Linked DNA regions of Homo sapiens: region 1 is linked to region 2. A link is an interaction called in ENCODE POLR2A ChIA-PET data of the cell type or tissue named here. Cell type or tissue: B cell. All regions are shown on one strand. Region 1 overlaps ACSL5 (acyl-CoA synthetase long chain family member 5). Region 2 overlaps TCF7L2 (transcription factor 7 like 2).

Evidence for each region. ChIA-PET counts read pairs that join two places held together with the same protein. Peaks named below come from ENCODE experiments on the same cell type or tissue, not always from the same donor. Only the 100,000 strongest peaks of a DNase experiment are listed, where the experiment ranks them.
Region 1: POLR2A ChIA-PET joins it to region 2 with 5 read pairs; 2 of 35 experiments call an interaction of 5 or more read pairs at or near these places.

The regions. Positions count from the first base shown.
Region 1 is chr10:112,422,005-112,427,004 of GRCh38, reverse strand. ACSL5 (acyl-CoA synthetase long chain family member 5) reads right to left here. Exons shown (of 21, transcript NM_203379.2): 16 at 4,970-5,000; 17 at 4,564-4,680; 18 at 1,524-1,667; 19 at 646-747; 20 at 146-217. It also overlaps a transcript of ZDHHC6 not described here. Among named protein-coding and RNA genes, the nearest start is that of ZDHHC6, 22 kb to the left of the region's middle. In B cell, no CTCF peak of the experiment used is centred here; no DNase peak of the experiment used is centred here.
Region 2 is chr10:113,092,089-113,097,088 of GRCh38, reverse strand. The region is part of intron 5 of TCF7L2 (transcription factor 7 like 2); the gene reads right to left. Among named protein-coding and RNA genes, the nearest start is that of SNORA87, 49 kb to the right of the region's middle. In B cell, no CTCF peak of the experiment used is centred here; a DNase peak (open chromatin) is centred at 2,798.

The DNA of each region.
Region 1 (5,000 bases), 670 kb after region 2:
GTAACTACAAAAGGTCATTTTGTAGTTAATGGCACAAAATCTAAAATCAATTCCTTAGAAATTATACATTTAAACCTCATTAGATGGAAACTTTAAACAAAACTTTCTGACAAGAGGCCAGTATAACATCAGTGGTAGCACACACCTGTTCAAAAGTTTTAAGGCCACTTTCTTTCCCAATTTTCTGCAAGTCTTCTAAAATGGCTTCCCTTACAACCTAAGAATACAAAACATCACTTAAAGCATGGCTGTTTCAAAAAGCCTGAAGGGCTAAGCATGAACCAACTCAAAGTGCCTGTCAAAGCCATGCAGTATGAAAGCAGGAATATAAAACTATGCACAAGCACATTATATGCCCAATATTGAAAGAAAAACTGAGAAGAAAAGGCACATCTAAGTGTTAACAGTTTTCTCTGAATAGCATTTTTACTCTTCTTTCCCAATCTTTTCCCACAATGAACATATTATTTTAAATAGAAAAGAGAGTTTTATTTTTTAAACTCTCCATCCTATCCCCGAGTCCCATAAAACTATTCAGTCTGTTTGGGCTGCAGCCACTTGTGACAGATGCAGGAACTGGTGAGGCATCCTCTCCTCCACGATGGGCCCATGGGTGTGCATAAAGCTTTCCTAGGCAAGACTTACTTGGTTTTGGCACAGTTCCTCAAAGGAGCCCTTCACCCCAAGCTTGGCTGCAAATGAGGGAAGTACATCTGTGTCAGGAACCACCACTCCTACTAAGGATGACTATGGAAAGGAAATAAAAGGTGCAAGGGCATGAGAGAAGTTATGTAGGGATGTCCCCCAGTAGTTAAATAAAGCAGAATTATGTCATTGTAATAGTTATTTCCCCAAAACCTTAAATCCAGTACTAGTGTTCTTTTCTCACCATATATTTTCAACACCATGGAACTGTAATCCCATTTTCCCACTCAATATCTCATTACAAAGATGTTCCATTCAAATCTGATCCTTCAACATTAAGCTTAAAGCGCCTCTGGCTTGTCCATGTCAACTCTCCCCTTGTCCCCTAAAAGCTACATTTAAGCACAGTGTGTATAAAACAGTTCGTTGTTTTGGGATAAGGAGTTCCTTAAAGCTACGTTTAAGCATAGTATGTATAAAACAACAGTTTGTTGATCAAACTTTTGTTTGTTGCTTTATATATATTGCAACAGTTTGTTGTTTTATACATACTGCTCTTAAACATAGCTTTAAGGAACTCCTTAAGGAATGGGAACTAAGTGCAATGTGGAGCTCATTTTTTACTGAATCATTACCTTTTAGTATAGCCATTCTAAACAATTCTACTGACTTGTGTACAACGTCCATCATAGTTTTGAAATTTTTTAAATTGAAATTGCCTTATTTGAGGTTTGGAATGTAACTTCATTTTTTTTTTTTTTTTTAGTTTTATAAGCTTGGATCTTCTCATTCTGAACCCAACTATACAAATTTCCTGTAGCTACAAGAACCAGCATGGTTTGTGACTGAAATGGGCTATTGTTAAAATGATATATTACCCGTAAGCTCTCCCCGTGTACAAAAATTTGTAACACTGGTTGACTCCTGTTGTAGATATTTTCTATCTTCTCTGGTGCAATGTATTCTCCTTGGGCCAGCTTGAAAATGTTCTTTTTACGGTCGATGATCTTCAGAGTTCCATTCTACATGAGACAGATAAAAGTATCAGTATTTTTGAGCCACAGAGATGATATCAGTGGGGAGAGTGGTGAAGTCACAGTCATCTTTCTTCTCTAAAGCTGATTTCTCCAGAGACTTTTGAGCTGTCTTTCATTTCTCTTTCTTGGCTTTGGTGAAAGGGGAGGGAAGCATCGTGCAGCAAGAACCTGTCTTTACTGTATATCTATGTGGAGAGTCAATGCGCAGCCTTAGAGAAAGTCTCCTGGATCTACTGGAGTTATGCAAATTGATGCCTCATCCAAGGAAGAAATTGCACAGCTCTCAATTTCCAATCACTAATTTCCAATTAGTTCATTTTCAGAACTCTCAGAAATAGAGGTGTTGTCTTTTGTTTAGACTTTTGATTTGATTTGAATAGTTCTCCCACCACTTGACTCCCTGTTATGTTTTCCTCCTTGTTAGATCCGGGAGCAGGCTCAAACAGCTCCACTGTGCTAATCAAGCAACTCAATTACTGGGCTTGTTAGGACAGCAACAGGGCTGAGAGGACTCTGACCAGCCACCAAAGGTCATTTGCAGCTTCATTTCTCTGAACTAATTGGTCTGAGGAGCTTAGGTCTTTAGGGATTTGAATTGTAGAATTGGGACAAATGGCAAATAAAATCCACATGCTAACACCCTAAGTAGGGCGACTAACTAAACCAACACTGGAACTATCACAAGGCCGACTTGATAAATTAGCCATCAATTCAGCCTAACGTTCATTATCTGAAAGTGATTAATAAGGTGCAGCCTTCTATAACCCTGGTGTGGGGACATATCTGTTGCTTACATCCTAGGCTTATTAGAGTGTTATTTAATTCTGTTACTAGACAGAAACAAATATATTAGCAAGATACTACCAAACCCAAATCAATAAAATGCATCGTTAGGACCAGTGTTCTTAAAAGTTACATTGTCAAGCATTCCTTAAATCTCACTTAAATCTTAAATATTGATTGAGCAAGAAAGGAGTTTTAAGTTCTAGTGACATTCCCACTTCCCCAGCACATAGTTAAGACAAAACTTTTGAGAGGGAAGATCTTTTGGGAAATCCCATCACTGCCCTTGCAATAATTTCCTTTCTTCTTAGGAAAACTAATAGCAACTACTGCTAATTATCAAGCTATGCTAAAAATATGTCTCTGTATCTTCCACAGAAAGGGGCTGTGAAGGTCAATGAGAGACAAACACTAGCCTCTGCAAACACTTGATTTAGAAATCCTTCTTCCTTGTTTTGATATGCCTGTGAATTAATAGGGAGGATATTTATCCCAAGAAACTCATAAGAGGCAAAAGCTGTGGACCAACGGCATTATCAAACCAAAGTTTTTTGGGTTTTTGTTTTGTTTTGTTTTGGTAGACACAGAGTCTTGCTATGTTGCTCAGGCTGGTCTCAAACTCCTGGCCTCAAACAATTCTCCCTCCTCAGTCTCCTAAAGTGTTAGGATTATAGGCGTGAGCTGCCACACTTGGCTTCAAACCACAACTTCTGCCTCAAGAAAAGTTAAGGGGGAAAAAAAAAGGACAGAGTAGTACATCTCCCTTCCCCTTTCCTAGAGAAGTCACCTAATTTTTCCCTGGCTGGTAGCAAATTTATTCCATTGCAGGGGACCCATGCCAACTCTGATGTGCAGGTCTACCTGACCTGTTAAAGAATCCCACCTTCAGTTTGGGTCTAAAAACAGTGCTAGGATCACTGACTTACTGCTTGCTGGTTGTATATTCGATAAGGAATAAGGCAAGAAGAAAACACTTCAACTGGTCTACATCTTGGTGTCTTCTGTAACAGTGTGATCAAAATACCAAAAGTACTCTGGCAGTACTTCTGGTGTGGTAGCTTATACCAGCAATCCCAGAACTTTGGGAGGTCAAGGCAAGAGGATTGCTTGAGGCCAGGAGTTTGAGTCTATCCTGGTCAACTCAGCGAGACCCCATCTCTATAAAAATTTTTTTTTAAGAAAGACTTTCTAGCTTTGGCAGCTCCTATTCACACGTTAAATTACTTTCTCAGAATTTTATATTGTTGATCCATGGAAGAGCTGCAACCAGAACACAAATCTCATGACTTCCAGCCTATATATATATATATATATATATTTTTTTTTTTTTTTTTTTTTTTTTTTTTTTTTTTGAGACAGAGACTCGCTCTGTCCCCCAGGCTGGAGTGCAGTGGTGTGATCTTGGCTCACTGCAAGCTCCGCCTCCTGGGTTCAAGCCATTCTCCTGCCTCAGCCTCCCGAGTAGCTGGAACTACAGGCGCCCACCACCACGCCCAGCTAATTTTTTGTATTTTTAGTAGAGACGGGGTTTCACCGTGTTAGCCAGGATGGTCTCGATCTCCTGACCTTGTGATCCGCCCGCCTCGGCCTCCCAAAGTGCTGGGATTACAGGTGTGAGCCACCATGCCCAGCCTTTTTTTAACTTAACCTAGATTCTTTCAATTGTATGTTCTTTTTTTTTTTTTTTTGAGACAGAGTCTCTGTCACCCAGGCTGGAGTGCAGTGGCACAATCTTGGCTCACTGCAACCTCTATCTCCTGGGTTCAAGCGATTCTCCTGCCTCAGCCTCCCAAGTAGGTGGGATTACAGGTGCCCGTTACCATGCCCAGCTAATTTTTGTATTTTTAGTAGAGACGGAGTTTCACCATGTTGGCCAGGCTGGTCTTGAACTCCTGACCTCAGGTGATCCACCACCTCAGTCTGTATGTTCTTCTCTGGATAGTATGAGGAAGTCATAAGCCAGGTAGGGTACAAACCTAATCCCCTCCAGCTGCCTCAGCTGATTAACCTACTTGCATTTCTGCACCTCTTGCTATAAGCAGATTGTTCTTCTCAGTCCATTAGCATAGACTTCCAGGAGTTCTGATGATATACCTACCGGGAGCCAGCGACCAATGTCTCCTGTGTGAAGCCAGCCATCACTGTCCAGGGCTTCCTGTGTCTTCTCAGGGTCCTTCAGGTATCCTTTGAACACGTTTGTACCCTTGATGCAGACCTGCACAGCAGACATACAAGGCGGTGACAATAGCAAAGGCTGCTCCTCCCAGCGTGGGCAGTTTATGAAACACCTGCTCCCCTTAAATCATTTGATGGCTTCCACTACACTGTGAAGAGCACCAGATCTAAGTCTCCACTATAGGGGATAGGAAAGTGAAGTTCAGAATGCTTAATTCTTTGCTAACAATCTCAAAGGGGCCAAATCCAAGTTTGCTTACAATTATTTGCTCTTTCTGATATAAACCTCCCCACCATGACTGTCTGACCACAGGGCATGACCTACCCACCTCTCCTTCATTATTCACTGTAAAGTAGTTC
Region 2 (5,000 bases):
ATCACAGGCAAGCTACTGTCATCTCCCCCAACTCTGTTTTTCTAAACAGCAAGAGGCTACCACTAGGACAGGGATGGTGACGCGGGGCTCAGGCTAAGCTTGTCTGACCCAGTGACCGGTGGGGTAGGAGCAGAAGCCGAGCAGGGGGGTCCCATGTCCTGCAGTCAGTCACTACATGCCTCCTCACGTCCCCCTCTTATTTCTTCTTTCTCTGGTGTCTTCGTTGCTTTCCCATCCCCACCCTCCCCTCTGGAGGGAGCTGGCTTTTCCAAAACAGAAACTTTCACTCTGAGCACAAACAGGCCTCTAATTTAGATCTTCCCAGCCAAGAGCTTTTCTCCCTGCTGCACTGGCCTCTGAAGCTGGCTGTAAGTGTGCTGTGACATGGCCAGAATCTAAAAGGGTGTGGCTGCTCCTCTTTCATTTTTGGCCCCCACAGAAGAGGCCAGACATTGACCAGGAAAAGCAAATCTGGCCTCCTATGGCGCTTCCACCAAACTAAAAAAAAAAGAAACTACTGATTTTTCTTAATGCAAACCGGTTTGAAATGGCCTTTCAGAGACGTGACAGAGAACACTGGATGGGTGTGAAGTAAAAGGTGAAAGATGATGGTGCTCCTGACTAAACCAGCAGCAGCTGATGCAATAAATACCTTTCCAATAAGGTCCATAGGACAGGCCTTATAAGGAAGAATAAGAACTCAGATCTGCTATTAGCTGCTTGCCTAATAATCACTGCCCTTAATAAAAATGAGTAAATTAAGTTCCAGAGTCTGGGCTGAAATATGGTTCCTCTCCATTTCCAAATTCCAAACATCTACCTTGCTGACGTCATAAAAGGGATTGCTATCTGAGAAACAGGTACGTCAACAGAGACGCTGACTGATAGGCAGATAAGTCAAAACCACCCCTGCAGCGTCTACCCCTCTCCCTAAGTGCTAACTGCATATTCTCATATGGGAAACCCTATATGGAATACAAAGTCTTAAGGCTAATTTATACTCTCCCTTGACGCAGACTAGCCCATTAAAAACTGACCTGTCACCTCACAGCATTACAAAAGGGGAGGAGCCAAAACAATCAACTGTGGGGATGACATGTCACACACCAAAGGCCCAAATCTTCTCTACGAGTGACCTTTGTCACACGAGACACAAAGAAAATACGTGACTCACGACGAAAGGGGAAAAGGGAGGTAGCCACTAACGTGGAGAGACATGGGCACAGCTTGCAGCACCCTGGGGGGTGTCAAGTGGGCTCACTGAGGCTAGGATGCAGGGTGCAGGAACACTCCTATCTTCTGCATGGATGAGCTCCTTGGAAGACCTCCACAGAGAGTGCCTGGGCTTCCTGCTTAGTATACAAAATGAAAAGGATAGCGTTTACAATGACATCTCTTTGCAGTCCAAGGAATGGTGAACAATGAGGGAAATGGGGCCAGAAATGATCCCGGCTTCTCCGCGTCTGTTTTCCTGGTAGCAAGCTCTGCATCTGATAAGTAGAGTGGGACTACGTCATGTTCCCTCTACACTGGGAATATGACCTCACTGAGGCATTAAAAATTCCCAGGGAGGCACTGCAGTGCCCACTGATGCTACCACGGCGGTTGATCAGCAGAGAAAATTTGTCCGCTCATTTAGCCTAAAAGACTTCAACAAAAAAATATTGGCAGATAGACAATGTGGGAAAGGAAAAAATAAAAATAATCTGGCAGTCCCACCTCCCATCCTACCCAGTGAGCATGAACTGGGGTAGAGAGGGGGTGAGGAGGAGTTGAATTTGCCGGCCCACTCACACAGAACAATCCGGGGCTATACATGCGAAGCAATGATGGGTCACATACATCAAGGGGGCATTATGGAATGTCCCAGAATCACTCTCTCTTCACTATTTGCAACTTCCACCCTCTGCCACATGAGATGCAGTTGCACTATTTATAGTGGAACTTTGTTTTTTGGTTTTTTGTTTTTTGTTTTTATTTTTTGAGATGGAGTCTTGCTCTGTCACCCAGGCTGGAATGCAAAGGTGCAATCTCAGCTTACTGCAATCTCTGCCTCCCAGGTTCAAGCGATTCTCCTGTCTCAGCCTCCCGAGTAGCTGGGACCACGTACCCAGCTAATTTTTGTATTTTTTAGTAGAGACAGTGTTTTGCCATGTTGGCCAGGCTGGTCTCAAACTCCTGGCCTCAAGTGATCCACCTGCCTCAGCCTCTCAAAGTGTTGGGATTTCAGGCATGAGCCACAGTGCCCGGCCAACAGCGGAACTTTGGAAACAGTCTGAGTTCATTGGGGCAATAGCTAAGCATATTAAGGGACAGGAGGGATAATCATTAGTACTTTCACAGTTTTTGTGGCATATATAGGAAAGTGTTTCTAGTATAGAGAGATGTAAAATAAACAGAAAACAAGTGCATGTATAGTATGATCCCACCTACGATTTTTAAATCACATTTTTTAAAAGACTGAGAGGAAGTATTTCAAAATATTCACTTTGTCTTGGAGGGGTATTTCTTTGGTTGTCTCATCTGCTTCTTTATATAATCAGGGGTAGGAGATAAATGAAAATGTTTAGTTAGCCGAATGCTTGCTAATCCAAAGTTATAATGTAGAGAGTTCTAAATTAGCAAATACTTCCCTTCTAGTGCACTTCATTGTGTAAACCCAAATTTTCCATACATACCACGTACTGAAAAATACAGTACCCAGGAAATGAAGCAATATCTATATTTGTTTCAAATGACTAACAAGCAAAAATAAAACTTTGACCGTGATGACATGCTTTTTAGAAATCAGACATAAAATAAGCCACATAGGATGTGGTCTAATAAACCCAAGAAAAGTTTCATTTCCTCTCACCAAAATGGCTAACTCCCTGTTTATGTGTCTAGCTTGGCAAATTTAGCGGAAGTCTCTTCTTCCCTGAAATTTCTAGATTGAGAGGTTAATAAGCAAGTAGCAGCAATAATGTGCCCCCTCCTGAAAAAACACACATGCGCGTGCACGCGCACACACACCCCAAAAAATGCAATAAAAACAGGCTCAACACCAGCAAAAGGGTAGGTCAACCACAAAATCAGGACAGAGTGCACCATCTCGCTAATCCCCGGCCACTGATCAGGAAAAGTTTATAGAACCCCTGAAGAGGAAGGAAACAAGGAATCAGGGAAGGCTTTGGACAATGAACTTTTTAAAAGTTTGTTTGCAAGTATTTCCGTGAAAATGGTATTGACTGAGCAATTACAGGAAGAAGAAAAAAGAAAACTCTTTCTTCTTATCTGAATGCGGTTATATGCCATGGGTCACACCCTATTATTGTCACTATTAAACATGTTAATAGCCTCAATGTAATGACTTTGTGTGGCGAGCTTTAAAATGTACATGAATAGCTAACTAGAAAGAAATGACTCATCCCTGCCCAGGTGGATATTGACTTTCTGAGTCACATTTACTCAGCTGGTCTACCAACCTTAATTCCCTAGAGGAAGGGATCTAAAGGGTTCGAATCTGGCTGAATTACATGGAAAGAAAGAGAAGGGACAATGAATTTGAAATGTAGATGGAACAGAAAGTACAATTGTTGAGACTTGTAAGAACTTAGGTATCCTGAAACAAAATTTCCTCCCAACTCCTAAGGCAGCTGAGTGAAGAAAAGGATCAAACACCTTCTCCCTGAACAAGTGGAAGATGGTTGGTATCACAGCTCTGAACCATGGCCAAGAACCATGGCCAAGAACCATGGCCCTTCATTCCCAGCAATTTTTATAGCTCTCACCCTTCAGCTGTGTGATCTTATGGATATTGCTTTCTCTCTCTCTGGCTCAGTTACCTTAATTGCAAAATGGGAATAATCACACCACCTCCCTCATAAGGTTGCTATCAAGGTTTGGAAAAGTTAATATAGGAGGTAGTTACAGTAGTTCGTACAGTAGTTCCTGGATCACAGGAAGCCTGTGTTAAATGTCAAGGGATCTCTGTAGGTACCCAGTGGAGCAGACTGCGGGAATATCCCATGACCACCGCCTGTTTTGCAGATGCAAGAATTGCATCACGGAGCGGGGAAGCACCTTGCCAAAAAAGTGAGTGTTGGACTCAAACTTAGTTCTGACGACCAGTCACAAGAGGTTCCCATCACACTCTGCAGAGCCATTTCTATCACACCCATGCTGTGGGATCCGGATTTTCAGAGATCACCAAAATTCTTACCCTGCCCCCACCAACCCCCCCAGCCGAGGGAGTCTTGGCTCTGTTGCCCAGGCTGGACAGCAGTGGTGCTATCTTGGCTCACTGCAACCTCCGTCCCCCAGATTCAAGCAATTCTCCTGCCTCAGCCTCCCAAGTAGCTGGGATTACAGGCATGTGCCACCACGCCTGGTTAATTTTTGTATTTTTAGTAGAGACGGGGTTTCACCATGTCGAACTCCTGACTTCGTGATCTGCCCACCTCGGCCTTCTGAAGTGCTGGGATTACAGGCATGACCCACCACACCCAGCCACCACCAAAATTCTTGAAGTAGGTACTAGGAATGTTACATGTGAATTTCCATGGAAACCTACATGGAACACATAACTGAGCTACTCCAGCAGCGACTGGCCCATCACACAGACACACCATCAGGTTGTGATTCCTCAAGAATCTTGCCAATTGCCTGCACCAGTCTGAGCCCACCAGCTCTCTCATCAAGCTCCCGCTTTACATACAGCCTGTATGTGAACCTTTATCACTGATGGAGAAATTGAAGCACAGATCAGTCGGGTAACTTGCCCAAGTTGGCACAGCCCATAAGTGGCATCTTTGTACCTCACCTATTCACAGTTTACAGATTTAGATGACATCCTGGAAACGTGGCATTTTGGCACGTCCCTGGGAGATGCTTCTGGGTTCTGAGGACAAGGCTGAGAAATGCTCAGTCACTGGCGCCAGGGATCTAATCAGCTCCTGTAGACCTTGAGTTATAAGGAAGAAACCCAGTCTTTCTGTTTCATTTTCCTCATACTTAAAATG